Regions from separate parts of the Homo sapiens genome. Here region 1 is linked to region 2. Evidence: chromatin contacts called from ENCODE Hi-C data. All regions are on one chromosome and are shown on one strand. The core of a region is the stretch at or near the end of the contact, and the rest is flanking DNA. Distances in the headings are between cores, read along the strand shown.

Region 1 (6,741 bases), core at 1,292-3,791, 87 kb before region 2:
ATTCTGCCTCAGTGGGAATGGAGTTCCTCAACCTTCACTATGCATTGCATTCAAATTTGGAACTTTTTGTTTTTTTCTTTGAAATGGAGTCTTGCTCTGTCATCCAGGCTGGAGTGCAGTGGCACAATCTTGGCTCACTGCAACCTCCGTCTCCCAGGTTCCAGCGATTCTCCTGCCTCAGCCTCCTGAGTAGCTGGGATTACAGGTGTGTGCCACCATGCCCAGCTAATTTTTGTAGCCTCATGCCCAGAGATTCTGATTCAGTTAGTCCAACGTGAGGTCTACAAATGAGATTTTTTAAAATAAGTGTCCCATAGAGTCATGAGGATCGATTGTGAAGAGGTTTTCATAGAACTATTGAGCCATGAACTGAAAAGAGATAAACGGACACCATCTCTAGGCCAGGACTTAGGGACAGATGAAGACAGAGAGCGCCTCATGACTTTTCTATCACTGCATCCTACTCATGTTTCCTGCTTAACACTTTGCACAATTTATAATTAAGTATTTATCTTTTTATTCATTGTCTGCCTCTCCCATTAAACTGTTACCTACATGAGATCTGGGATCTTGGTTTTTTATTAACCACACTAGGTTTAATTAGCCTAGTGACCACTGGCCACCTGGCACATAGATGATATAAATATTTAATGATGGATGAATGGACAAATCCAATTAATTACCTAGCTATGAAGAGGTAGCTCTGCATAAGAACATTATTCTAGGAGGTAATAAAATTCCCTTACAACCCCAGGCGCTGAAGTGAATAGCTGTAGATTGCATTTATAAGATGGACCATCTGCCCAGAATAGAAAGAATTTGTCATGCATTGATCTCAGCCAATCAGCCTCAAAATGTATTCAGGTGCATAATACCTTGATGCCATGTTGATCATTAGCATAAAGCAACTTATTCCTTTTTATGTTCTAAGAAGACAGTTTTCTTGCAAAAAAAAAATGTAGCTCCATGTAATATGTATCTCTTCATCTTAACATTTTTAGTACACATTTTTAAGAAATCACATTTAAAGGAAAAAAGGATTGTCTGTCAATTTATTTCATAATTACTGCTGGAAGGCAGATTCAGAGAGAAAGAAGACACTGAGAGCTTTTAAATAATGGTAAATGGAAAGCTTAAAACGGAAAAGTGTTTATCTGTTTTCTTTTCATTGAAAAATTTGAGAAAACAAATCACTTTTGAATTTAACTTGGTGCAGCTTGTTGAACAGGGTTGTTCCTCCTTAGGATGATGGAGGGAGACCTACTGATTCACCTCTGTGAGCTCATTGTCGTTAGCCACATCCTGCGGGACTCTCAAGAGAGGTACTTTACAGGCAGAGATCCAGTGTGGGACAAGTCCATTTGCCCTTCCTGTTTGGATCTGATGCTGGTTAACAGGCCTAGCTACACCACAAGGGGATAGGAAATGTAAGTCTTGTCTAGATGAACACTGAAAGAAAGTCCTCTGGATGAAGCTGGAATTAGAGTCCCTAACTTTAGTTTTAACCGAGTTACTCTTTATTCTTTCTGCTCTGTAGACTCCATGGCCTTAAATTTTTAACGAGTTTCATGTATGTGAGATTATCAACTATAGATCTGTCAAAATACACTCTTAATACCTTTGCATTTCAGTTGTTTCTGTTAAAAAAGTAACGCGTGGATAAGTTATAAATACTGCTAAGCTTACTGACTTCGATGTTCATTTTCAACTAAATGAGTCATGATCTCCAAAGGTATTGGGATGTCACTGGGCATCTTTTTTGACTTTTTTGTTTTGTTTGGAAAACCAACAAGAAGTAATTTTTGAGTTCTAGAACAATGTTTCTCAAGCTACATATGCTGAAATGACAGTATTTAAATTTTCTTTTCACTTATATAAAATATATAAAAATGAAATTTCTGGAAAAAATTAAAAATATAATAAAACATCATTTATTTAGTAGATTCAACAGATGGAAAAATTACTCTCAGTTATTTAAATGGCTGTAAAAGTTTCTTAGGCTCATTTTTTTGCTTATCTTGTCTCAGAATGGTGACAGTTTGTACACCAGCACCAGGCCATAGGCCACACTTTGAGCTGCACTGTGCTAAAACACCTTCTAGAATCAAGTGAAAACACTCTTGTGGAAGCATGCTTGTGTTTAAAAAGAATTAATTTGTGGCATTCTTTAGCTGTTACAGAGAAACCTGTTTTCACATTTTCTTCTTTATCTGGTGGTTTTTACATCATAATCCCAGATTTAGCTCTACAAATTGCTAATCAAGAGCAATGATCTGGAGAGTTCACTGTCTGCCAACAAAGATGTAACACTCATGGCAGAAAATGTTGTAAATTTTTTCAGATAGCTTTTTAGAAATTCCTAATTCATTTTCCTTCTACTATTTCAGTGGAGCAGAACATCAAATATTCTTAAGTAAAATAAAGAGTCAGAACATTTTGTTTGATCCAGATTTATTTTACCATACTTGCAAAAAATGATCCCAGTCATTTTTCATTAAGTGTGTTGGCTTGGGGGCAGGGCACTGTTGCTTGTCCAATTAAGAAAGATTTAGCCTTTATGGCTTTATAGGTCTGCATAGCCAATGTCAAGAGGCAGATTTTGAAATAGGCTGCGACATTACTCATGGTCTAAAATACCAAGCCAAATAATTCAAACAAATTTCTTTTTTGACTGAGTAATATTTAGTCAGTCCTGGGGTTTAAAAATAGTTCAAATTTTGACATTATTATGTTAGCTGTTTAGCCCCTTTCCAAACAAGAATGAGTCAGGGACCACATTCATACAGTTGACAAAGATTCCTGGTGAATATATCAAAGAAGATTATATTGAACACTGCCACATCAGTTGGTAAAGTGAAAATGAACCCGTCTCTTTCTCCTAGTATTGCTACCAAATCCATGTAAGTGACAGATGCAGTTACCTCTGATACCCTTAATGGTAGTTACTAAATTTTCTGTATCAACTATGATGATAACACAAAATTTCTCATTGCTACTCACAGTTGAGTACAGTGTTTAGCAGGGAAAAGAAATAGTCGTACACACACACAGATTCTTAAAAATATAACAAATAATACTGCCTGACATTAAGCTTCTCAGAATGTTTTTCTTTCTTTCCCAACTCTCACTGAGAGACTTCTGAGCTGAATGTTAGCTCAGGGTCTAAAACTGAACATCTTTACTATGACACAGAAGACAATGTTCTCGGCTGCAGCTTGCCAGGTTCTCACGTTCCATAATGATGACTGAAAGCACTCTTTGACACAAGAACTTACCAAATATGACTTTGAACATTTAAGTGGGTCATGACCCTAACTTTTAATTTTTCTTACAACCATGAAGATTGAATTTCTGAAAATCCCTTTTCTTAAAATTTCTCTTTCTGAAGCTTATAAGATACTTTTATTTTTTAATAAAAATTACACATATTTCTTTTATGATGATAATACTGCATGTGAACTCTGGAGGCATGAATCACTTATCCTAACACTGTGCTAAATTTTTCCATTTCTCTAATTCCTATTATTCATAGATCTCAGAACTGTTGAATTACTTGAATTTCTCTTTTCCCTGCTCCCTTTCACATTTGGATAAGTTTGGTTAACAATGGCGGCTGATTTTCTACGTTTATATATTGGCAAGTTCAGCTGGAGTTTGATGATGCGAAATTACTTTTTCTCTCTATTTATCAGGGCAAGGAATCTGGTTTGTGCAATCACCACTCATTACCTTATTTTGTCCATGACTTCATCCAGACACTTTTCACAGAACACTATAGCTTTTCTTAGACAAAACTACCCCTGCATCCAGAGGTTTCCAACAGTTATTCTGGTCTGTCAGCTTACAGTGTGTAGGCTATTACTTTACAGTGTATCGAGAGACATTGTTTCAGCTGTATGCTATGTAAGCAGAGCCTCAAGCATAATTAGATTCCTGAAATCCTTTTTTTCAACCTACAAATGTACAGGTTAAGGAAGCATGAGCCCAAGACTGCCCAAAACTCTCAAATGACTCAAAAATACCTATCAGAAACATTTTGCTGATATATTATGTGAACGTATACCTTACCATCCAAACTAGAACACTGCTGTGAATAAAAGGAGCCACTATTATTGAATTAAGACAAGTGTAAACAAGAGCCATCCTGCATGAGCCAGGACATATGGTCAGCCTACAGATCTATGGTATAAAAGAAGCCACAAGATTTATCTACATTGAGATGTATCTACATCATTTACCTTTTATTTATCTACATTATTTATCCTTTATAGCTTTCTAAATCCCATCTTTTGCAGTATTTAAGTAGCCAAATTGCTGCTTTGAAGTCAAAATATAAAGACTACTGAAGATTTCCCTGTTCTAACCGCTGCTAGGTTTACTTAGTACAGCTCCCACTATGCACACGTCATCTATAGTTTGCTAGCCTTATTCTTAGCTTGGCACAGTGTCATTGCCCTGTGTTATGCTGCATACCTTTCCCCTATAATTACCAACTTGGTTTTTTCAAACATCTTGACATCTATTAATATTTTACCTGAGTTAGCCCTTAGCAGAGAGTTCTCAAAAGTAAAAGAAATGCCAAAAAAAAAAAAAAAAAGAAAAAGGTAAAAGAGAAAGAGTGAAAGAAAGAAAAAGGAAACATACAGGGAGAAGAAAGAATGAATGGAGGAAAAGAAAGAGGGAAAGATGGGAGGAGCGAGGGGAGGGAAGAGGGAAGAAAGGAAGAGGAAAGGTATAACTGTGTTTATACAAACATCCACTGTGAGGAGCCCTCTGGAATGATGGCCTCCTGCATAATGTTTTCTGTCAGCAGAACATAATTAAAATAATTCAGAGATAAAATGTTCTTTTTCATAAAGAAAGTACCTCTTTGGAAGGCATTTGAGAAGTTATCTTTTTTTTTAAGAAGACATCATTAATCATTGTAACATTTTCTGTACTAACAAGATTTTAAACTGGAAGTTTTCACCACAAACACTGAATCCAAAGGAAGGTCATCAAAAGACAAGGGCTATAGAACACAAGAGGAAATTGGCAGAGGTTCAATTAAAGAGGACATTGGGTCCTGTGGAAGGATGTAGGGACTCACCCACAGGTAAGGAGCCATAGGTGGGCATATACAGAGAACCTCTTTCAAGCTATGTCTGGATTGAGACATGAAATACCACATCAGTTTGTCTTTATTTCTTGTCTCAGAGCAATGGAAACAAGGCAATTGAGGTAGGATTTAGTAAGCTAGAAAAGGCCCCTGTGTGTAAACAGTGTATATAATACATTTGATGGGAGCAATGCTTGGTTTCTCTTATGTCATATATCTCTAGGTTCAATTGTCTTTGGGTAGAAGAGATGAGGTTTCCATGAGCTAAGAGGCTGAACACCCCAGGGTATTCTGACAAAGTGGCAGAAGAAGAAAGGAATCACTAAAACCAGTTGCCTGCAGAGAAAGCAGGTAGAGAAGAAGCTGTTACATTTGATTGAAAGTTTTTACCAAAAAATAAATAATTCTAGGTAGTTTCACGTTTTCTGAAATATTGAGGTTGGTATAGGATGTTACGACACTGGATATAAATATAAGTGTGTAAATGGTAAAGTGGATCAGAAAAGTCAAAGTAAATGTGAGGACATTTTCCCTATTTTAAAATAATAATGTAACACTTTCCAACTTACTTGTTTCCCATCCTATTGCAATCCAAAAGGATTAAGGTGGGGAAGGAGCATAATTAGAAATTCTTACTGGAACTCAGGTCCTGAAGTCATAAAAGCTCTTCTTATTTTTTTCTTTTGGTCAAAATAAATAGTAATATGGTATTTTTCCCCAAGGCTATCACTATAGCAATATTTTGAGGCAAGCTAAAATTGAGAAGAAATACTTCAATTTTAAATTCTGTGTACTGCAGATAAAGGACATCAGGACATTTCTCAAACTTTAGTGAATATGATAAAACACACTGGAGGTTTGCTTTTTAAAAATGTGGATTCCTAAGTCACCTTTACAAAGATTCTGAGTCTCTAAGCCTGAGATGCAGCCAAGGCACCTGTATCATTAACTTTTATTGTTTCCGGTGATTCTTCTTCAGTCTGCATCAGGCTGACTTCCCACGCCATAATCCTTTGGCCCATCGGACCCATGGACAGCTCCCTGCAGGCCATTGGCACCCACCTCAAGCTCAAAGCTCTAGATTCTCTCTGCACAGCCTAGAGACACAGGGGGGTTAACACTGGAAAGTGACTTTTAAATAATGGAGAATGAAAACCAGTGGGTAAAGCTTCCTGCCTATAGTCCTTTGAGAAATTATTTCAATGCACATTCAACAGTTACTCAGAGGGGTTCTAGTAAGACTAAGCCCTGGGCATCCACCATAGTAACTTTTTTATATCTCTTTGTCCTTTTTCAACAATTCACTAATTCTCTCTATAGTCATGTCAAATCTGCTGTTTAAACCACCCACTGATTTTGCTTGTTTGACCAATTGTATTTTCCTTTTCTGAAAGTTCTCATTGGTTCTTTTCCAAATCTGCCTGCTTATGTTTAAAAGTATTTTATTGCTTGCTAATTGATGTGGCTCCATTCTTTTACATGGATTTCTGACATAGTATTTCTATATTATATGTCTCAACTTGCAATTATCTGAAATCCTTGAAGCCTTAAATCTGGTGCTCTTGTTTCTACTCATAAAGCAAAAAAGTTAGGAGAGATATTTGCCTTCTTTATCAGAAGTAAGTGTCACAAAGTCAACCACT
Region 2 (7,103 bases), core at 2,749-5,248:
ATTACCTGGGTCATGGATATATTTGTACTCCAAACCTCAGCATCACACAATGTACATTTGCAACAAACCTGCACATGTACCCCTGACTGTAAAATAAAAGTTAAAAAAATAGACAATTTTTGTTGCTGAAACACCATCAGAATAGCTTCTATTTATGCATGCAAAACACAGGCTCTTACTAAAATGGATATGAAATTTCAGATATTTTTAAATGTTTTGGAGATAGGTTTGGTTTTTAACAAAATGGACATGAATTAACTTTGCAACAAAAATAAAATTGTAGGAGGACTTTCTGTTTTCAGTATGGGAAAGAAGAAGCTTGGAAGTCATCACTTCCATCTTCACAGCAAGACAAAAGATGAAGGAACTGAAAATAACCATCTTTAGATCCATCAGATAATTGAAGTCACCAGGCGAAACAGTGCCCCTCACACTGGCAGACAGACAGGAAGATGCAGAGAATTACAACTTACCAGAGCAGAAGCCTGGGATCAGAAACCTTTGTAGGAACTGGTATTGGGGTTCATGAGGCTAGGAAAACTTAGAGGCTTGGTGTTGACAAGTTTGAGAGTTAAAAATTTCAGGGAGGGCAGACTTGGTGGAGGGGCAGCTTTTGTGAGTTTTTACCTCCAGGAGCCTTTACTAGGTTCTCACAATGAAAATAACTTCTCTCATGCTTTCAGCAAGAAGAGTAGAAAAGCAATAAATTTCAAATACACTCAGAGTATTTTGTTCTCAATGAGGCCCATCATCAAGAGAAGCTATTTTAGCAGACTATAACTGACTGGAGTTTCAAAAAGCCTAATCGACATGGCAGAAGGGAAATCCCCAACTCCAGTTCTGTCTGGTTTTTCTGTCATACATTAGGGAAGGGCGAGAGGGGAGGCAAACCTGATAAGCTTTGTGAAGGTCATAGACCCGGTGATAAGCTCACTGAAAGACTGAGACCTAATCATAAAAATATAGAAGACTTTCCCTGCCCCAACACCTTACTATCATATTAGTAAGGCTCCTGAACAATATCAGAATAATACAACCAAAGAACTGCATGTCTTAGAACTTATTTAAGAAGTTCCAGGCCGGGTGCGGTGGCTCACGCCTGTAATCCCAACACTTTGGGAGGCCGAGTTGGGCGGATCACGAGGTCAGGAGATCAAGACCATCCTGGCTACCACGGTGAAACCCTGTCTCTACTAAAAAAAAAAAACAAAAAATTAGCTGGGCTTGGTGGCAGGCGCCTGTAGTCCCAGCTACTCCAGAGGCTGAGGCAGCAGAATGGTGTCAACCCCGGAGGCAGAGCTTGCAGTGAGCCGAGATGGCACCATTGCACTCCAGCCAGCCTGGGCAACAGAGCGAGACTCTGTCTCAAAAAAAAAAAAAAAAGTTCCAAAAAATTCCAACAAGAGCAAAAGGGACAAAAGCAAGAACATCAGGATAAATTTTAGCTTCTGAAATCTACAGCTATAGTAAACATTGCACACAGCCCTAGCTCCAAGGCAGAAAAACATAAAACAATACACTGAGGTCTTATGTATCTCTATTCCTTTTACCCAGTGCATCATGTCTGGCTTTAAGAAACAACTAATTATAAGGCACACTGAAAGACCAAAAAATAACAGTCTGGAGAGCAGGACAATCACTGGAATCAGCTGTACATGTGTCACAGGTATTGGAATAATCAGACCCAGACTTTAAAACAACTATGATTAATACACTAAAGGCTCTAATGCAAAAAGAGGACAACATGCAAGAACAGAGGAGTAATGTAAGCGGAGAGATAAAAACTTTGAGAATTAAAAGGAAATGCTAGAAATCAAAAACACTGTACAGAAATAAAGAATTCCTTTTATAGGCTCATCAGTAGACTGGACTCAGCCAAAGAAAAAAATTAGTGAGCTTGAAGAAATGTTAATTAAAGCTTCCAAAACTGAAATGCAAAAATTTTAAAAAAGAATGAAAAAGAAAATAATATCCAAGAATTGTGGGACAATTCCAAAAGGTGTAATGTCCACAAAACAAATGAACTATTTGAAAGATGCAAAGAATAGGGGAAATTTGGGGACAGGTGTATATGATAACTCTTTGTACTTTCCATTGGACTTTTTTTTTGTAAGCCTAAAACTGTGGAAAATACCTACCAATTAAAAAAATTGAGGCAATAATTAGAAAATGTCAGATTTAAATAAATATAAGCTGCAAATGCAATGATTTATTGACTGACGTATTAGAAGTGAGAATCTGTATAATATTACTCTTAACCTAATATCTCAAGAAGACGATAAACAAGGACATAGAAGAGTCAATTCTACCATTAATATCAAATATTTAGTGGAAATATTTTCACATTTGTGTCCTAGAATCATGAATAAACATCCATTTCAACAATTTATAGGATATTTACACATGTAATTCATGTACCAGACTAGAAAGATAATTCCAATAAGTTGCTCAAGACATAAAGTTATAGGCTTTATTATTTAATTAAAATGTGAGAAAACTGGAAATTTATAACAAATGCTTAAACTTTCAAATTCCAATCACTTGGATTTTTTTAAACATGTATAATTCTTTTAAACAACTGGCTTAGAGAGGAAATATACAACTTCAAACTCATCAGATATTAATAAGGAGTATAGACAAATCTATACTTTGAGGAATATTCATAGTAATATTCACAGGCTTTTTGTTCCTTGTCTGGCCAACAAGCAAGATTTCTGAGAATACAATTACTATGTAAATGATTAGAAATATATTGAGCTATTTATAGAAATAGTTTTCAAGTAAGTATTAAAATATAACATTTTGGAATGGGGAAGAACAATGCGTGTTATCCATCTATTGTGGTAAAAATCTATTTATCTAGAAATTGTGGAGGAAAATATTAAAGTACTTCTCTGAAAATGAAATCAAGGCCCAGCTGGCTACATCCATTAAGACTAATTTGATTATGAGATGATACCAGTTGAAATTTCAGCACACATGTTGTTGTTACCTCCTTTCTCTTTTGCTAATGAACTGTTAACTAAATACTTTAGGAAACCTCAAATGGTCCTTTGCATACTTCAGCCTGTATGACAGTTGATAGTGGTGTGTGGGGAGCAGGGAACAACCAGCTAGAAGTAATAGCTCAGGTGCAGAAGTGGAGATTGCAGTGGGTTATTCGCTGGAGCCCAAAGACAAAAAGGAAGAAAAAGGTGGTAGAGAGTTCTCAGCTCATCCACATGCAATAGAAAGCCTAGGCTTTCTCAGAAAAATTGCAAGAAGCTTCCACTTCCACTACAACACTTCACCTCCACCACCTGCTCTCTTTTCAACACTGCCCATGACAAGCAATCAAAAACACTGGAAAGCAGAAGCAGGTCTGAGAGAGCAGCTCACATACATGGAGTAAAAATTGGCATAAAGGAAGAGGGAATGATTCATGAGACAGGACACAAAACAAAGAATGTTTGAAGTACACTAGAGACAAATAAGGTGGAAACGTAGCCTCATATAATGCTATACATAACCCTGGGATGTCCAATTTCTGTAGGGGTCTTGGTCAAAGCTGATCATCTTGCTGGACTCAGCACTAAGTTGACTGCTTCTGCCTGTCATGAGGGTTGCCTCAGTTCCAAATGTTTGGCATGTAAGGAAAGCACAGTTAAAGGGAGTTTCCATGGCCTAGTGCTGGGGGGACCAGCTCTACTCATAAGAAATGCAAAGACACCCTAGGGTAAAGGACTGAGGTTATGGAAAGAGTAGTGGGAAGTTGCAAAATCTCAAGAGCGAATAAGCTGGCATCTTGCCTTCCAGAGCCATTTTCCCTTTTTCTTTTTCTGTTTTCTTTGGGTCTAGTCCCAGTAAATCCTTTTGCCAGATAAAGCTCTGGAGTAGAGAAAGCAGCATTTCAGCAGCATTATTGAAAAATGCTCTTTCCTATGGCCAAAACTAAGACAGAAATGCCAAGACTTTTAGACTCAAAGAAGAACTGACTGGAAGCCAAACATGTGCTGGGTTCGCTTGGTAGGAGGGTTGGTGAAGGGAACAAAAGGAAAATTCACAAATAGAAAATGACACTAGACAAAAGGCCTTGCAAAGCAAAATTTGCAATATTAAGCATACTTTTCATTAGCCAGGAGAACCTTCAGAAAAGATAAGCTGCTTGGATTTTAGGCAAAAAAGATTAACATATTCCAGTTGGTGTTTCCCCTGAGGCTCAAGATGTCCTGTTTTCTTCTCTGCAACAGCTGTTCCCAACCACAAAGGCCCAGTGACTAAGAGAAGTGAAAACATAGAGCCTTCTTGTCAGAGTTCACTTGTGTCTTTGGCCTTTTCTAATTTTTTTGACCCACAGTGTACTTAGGATCCATTTGTAATTAGCCAGGCAAAGGGAATAAAAGGGCGCGCTTCAGAAACTGAGCCACTCTGATTAGCATGTCTTGATTGGGGCTTTGAAATACCCTCAGAGTGTCCCCAACTCATTTAAGGGATGGTTTAAATGCTTAGAGCAAAACCAATGAAAACCCACCTTAACTTTAAATAAAAACATGTACCTAACATCATTTTAATACTTGGGAAAGGGAAGAAAATCTGGTGGAATCAATAAGTACCTATACAATCTCATAGGTTGTAAAAGTTGTCATGTGATAAAACTAGTTTAGATTGGGGTAATTATTGAGAAGTACAGAAATAACTATGAGGGCATGGGAATAGAAACAAATATGATCTGTTGAGCCACAAATGAAATCAATTGTTTATTTTAAAAAATTGGTTGTAGATAATGTTTCTGCAACATTTCAAGAATGTTTCCTCTTCTCTCCAACTCCCTTGTGGTGGTCTGCCCTCTTGGCTGATAGATACATGATCCTTCTGCTTGGGTATGTGGGCACCATCAAAGAAGAGGAGTAGATTTTTAACAGTACGTGCTCATGTGAACTCTGGATAGAAAAAGCCTTGGAGGTGATAAGGAAGTGACATTGAGGTCCTCAAAGGAAAGCCCATCAAGCTGTACTAAGAGGACAAATGCCACCTGGATGCACAAGACAGCCTCAGCGTCCAAACCGTCAATGAAAGAGCATGGGGCTTCTCAAGTTCCCTGGTAAAATGAATTGACATGTCCCCCAAATTTTCCTTCTAGGAAAAACACAGCAAGAATAAGGGATTGCAAAGGTTGCCCATTAGGAATTTGCCAAGTGTGTCCATAACAAGTGTCCCCAAAGCAAATGTAACAACATAGTGAGCAGCTACTTCAGCCCACCACCTCTTTCCCACATCACATCTCTCTGTAGCTCTCTCCTCTCTTTAATCTCCCTCTCTTTGACAGATCTGGCATCATCTTCTTTATCAGTGTTCTGTGATCTTTGAATTGAGGACAAGATTAGGAGAAAGGAAAGAACTGCTTGAGCGAAATGAAATTCTAGAGCTGTATGCATGATAGGAAGCTTGTAAAGAGTGAAGTCAATCCTGCGGATTTGCAAATTTGCAAATAGACTGACTCATGAGGCCAAGCTAATTACACAGAATGGTCTCAATACAAAGAAAAATATTTTTCATTGCATTAGTGTTGACAAAACAGGGATCATTTATAGAGTTAAAATATTAGGATTAATTAATCTGGAATCTCATTAAAGGATAGGTACAATGAGAATTGAAACCAGGAGGATGGCTTGGGATATATAGAAAGAAACATAAAAGAATTTTGGGTTGAATGGCTGTTAAGGTGATCAGTTACATAAATAAAAAGTGCAATTCTTCAAGGGAAGGAGAAAAGAAGTTGCAGCAATCACTTTACCCAGCAATGGTGATGATAACTTTTATGAGGCCACTGTACTATGTGTTCTTGCAAACTCAGTGCCCCCAATCTCAGTGACTGCTGAGAATGGCTCTAGACCCCACCACGGAGCTTTGGAAAGGAAGCTCCTTCCACCCTGCCCCCATGCTGCCCTCTGCAATCTCCTCACCACCTCTTATACTAGCTCCACTTTCTCCCTCCACCCCTGCAGCCTTACTCCTGACAATTGTCAATTGGGCCCACTGTAAGTGCACATTTGCCAGGCTGACATAGATAACCTTGTGGGGCTGACAAAGATTCAAGGTTTAATGAGAACCATATGTTCATCCTGAGCCCACTCCATGCTCACTGCTAAGAAAGCAAGCCAGGCAGACAAGAAGGCGTAGCCTATTGGAATTGCAGGCAGGGACGCAGGAGTGTGCTAAGGCTAGAACAGTGATTCGCAAAGTGTGGTCCCTGGACCAATAGCATCAGTGTTGCGTGGAAACTTGTTAGAAACATAAGTTCTGAAGTTTCACCTAAAATTTATGGAATCAGACACTGGAATGGAGCCTCGCAACCTGTGGCTTCATGACTCCTCCAGCTTAAGTTGGAGAACTGAACTAGAAGATCTTTTACAGCCAGCCACAACATCCTCGTCCCATCTCTCTCCTTGAACTGTGCTTCCCTTATTCCGTCTAGAAAAATCCTTCCTGGCCTTTCAAAATGCAACTCCAATTTCAACTCTGAATTATTTTCTAATTCTTCATCTTTTGGGACTCTTATGGTGATCTCCTGCCAATAGTTCTAAGAACAGTTTTGAGAGTCTTTGTTTTCCTGCTTGGATGTTCCTCAATGCTGCCACCAAACCCACAACAGAAATTGCTTATTTTTAAAACTTGAATGATTTGCAAATAAAACAGAACATATAAAACATGAGCAGCTGTATTATATTTTGTTTCCAGCATGATTGGAATCGACACCATCAGGGTACAAGATAAAAAAGAGCTAAAACATACAGAGTAGATAAGAAAAACGTACATAAAAGGATAAGTAAGAGGGAGAAATTTTGGAACTGAATAGGCTCTATTACTGAGTATTTAAAAATAACTCTTCTCACAGTCAGAGTTAATTATGGAATGAGCTGTCCTGAGAGGTAATAGGCTTACTCTCACTAAGGTATTTTAATTGTGGATAGTAGATGATAAATATGAATTGGCCCTGGAGATAAAAAACAGTCAATTGGAGGAAATTGCTTGGAGCACTGTGTTAAGAAGCATTATAATTAGATATGGGACCAGAGGGACAATTCCAATGTGGATTAGTGGTGTCTGCTTTGAGTGTAACAACT

The links. Hi-C counts contacts between places; a loop is a spot of excess contacts on that map. Pooled maps may share reads with other maps.
Region 1: a loop to region 2 is called in a map of ascending aorta, with 4 times the contacts of the local background. The contact joins two enhancer-like sites. A Hi-C loop is called at or near these places in 5 of 168 maps with a recorded cell type or tissue (aorta, ascending aorta, chondrocyte and 1 more) and 6 of 50 pooled maps.

Annotation. Positions count from the first base shown.
Region 1 is chr2:107,409,156-107,415,896 of GRCh38, reverse strand. The region is part of intron 3 of LINC01885 (long intergenic non-protein coding RNA 1885); the gene reads left to right. Among named protein-coding and RNA genes, the nearest start is that of LINC01789, 47 kb to the right of the region's middle. Within about 2 kb of position 2,541, at least 2 of the 41 ENCODE cell types and tissues checked have a DNase peak (open chromatin) inside an H3K27ac peak, as active enhancers do; they include ascending aorta, where a contact is called at or near this core.
Region 2 is chr2:107,323,311-107,330,413 of GRCh38, reverse strand. The region is part of intron 1 of LINC01789 (long intergenic non-protein coding RNA 1789); the gene reads left to right. Among named protein-coding and RNA genes, the nearest start is that of LINC01789, 39 kb to the left of the region's middle. Within about 2 kb of position 3,998, at least 4 of the 41 ENCODE cell types and tissues checked have a DNase peak (open chromatin) inside an H3K27ac peak, as active enhancers do; they include ascending aorta, where a contact is called at or near this core.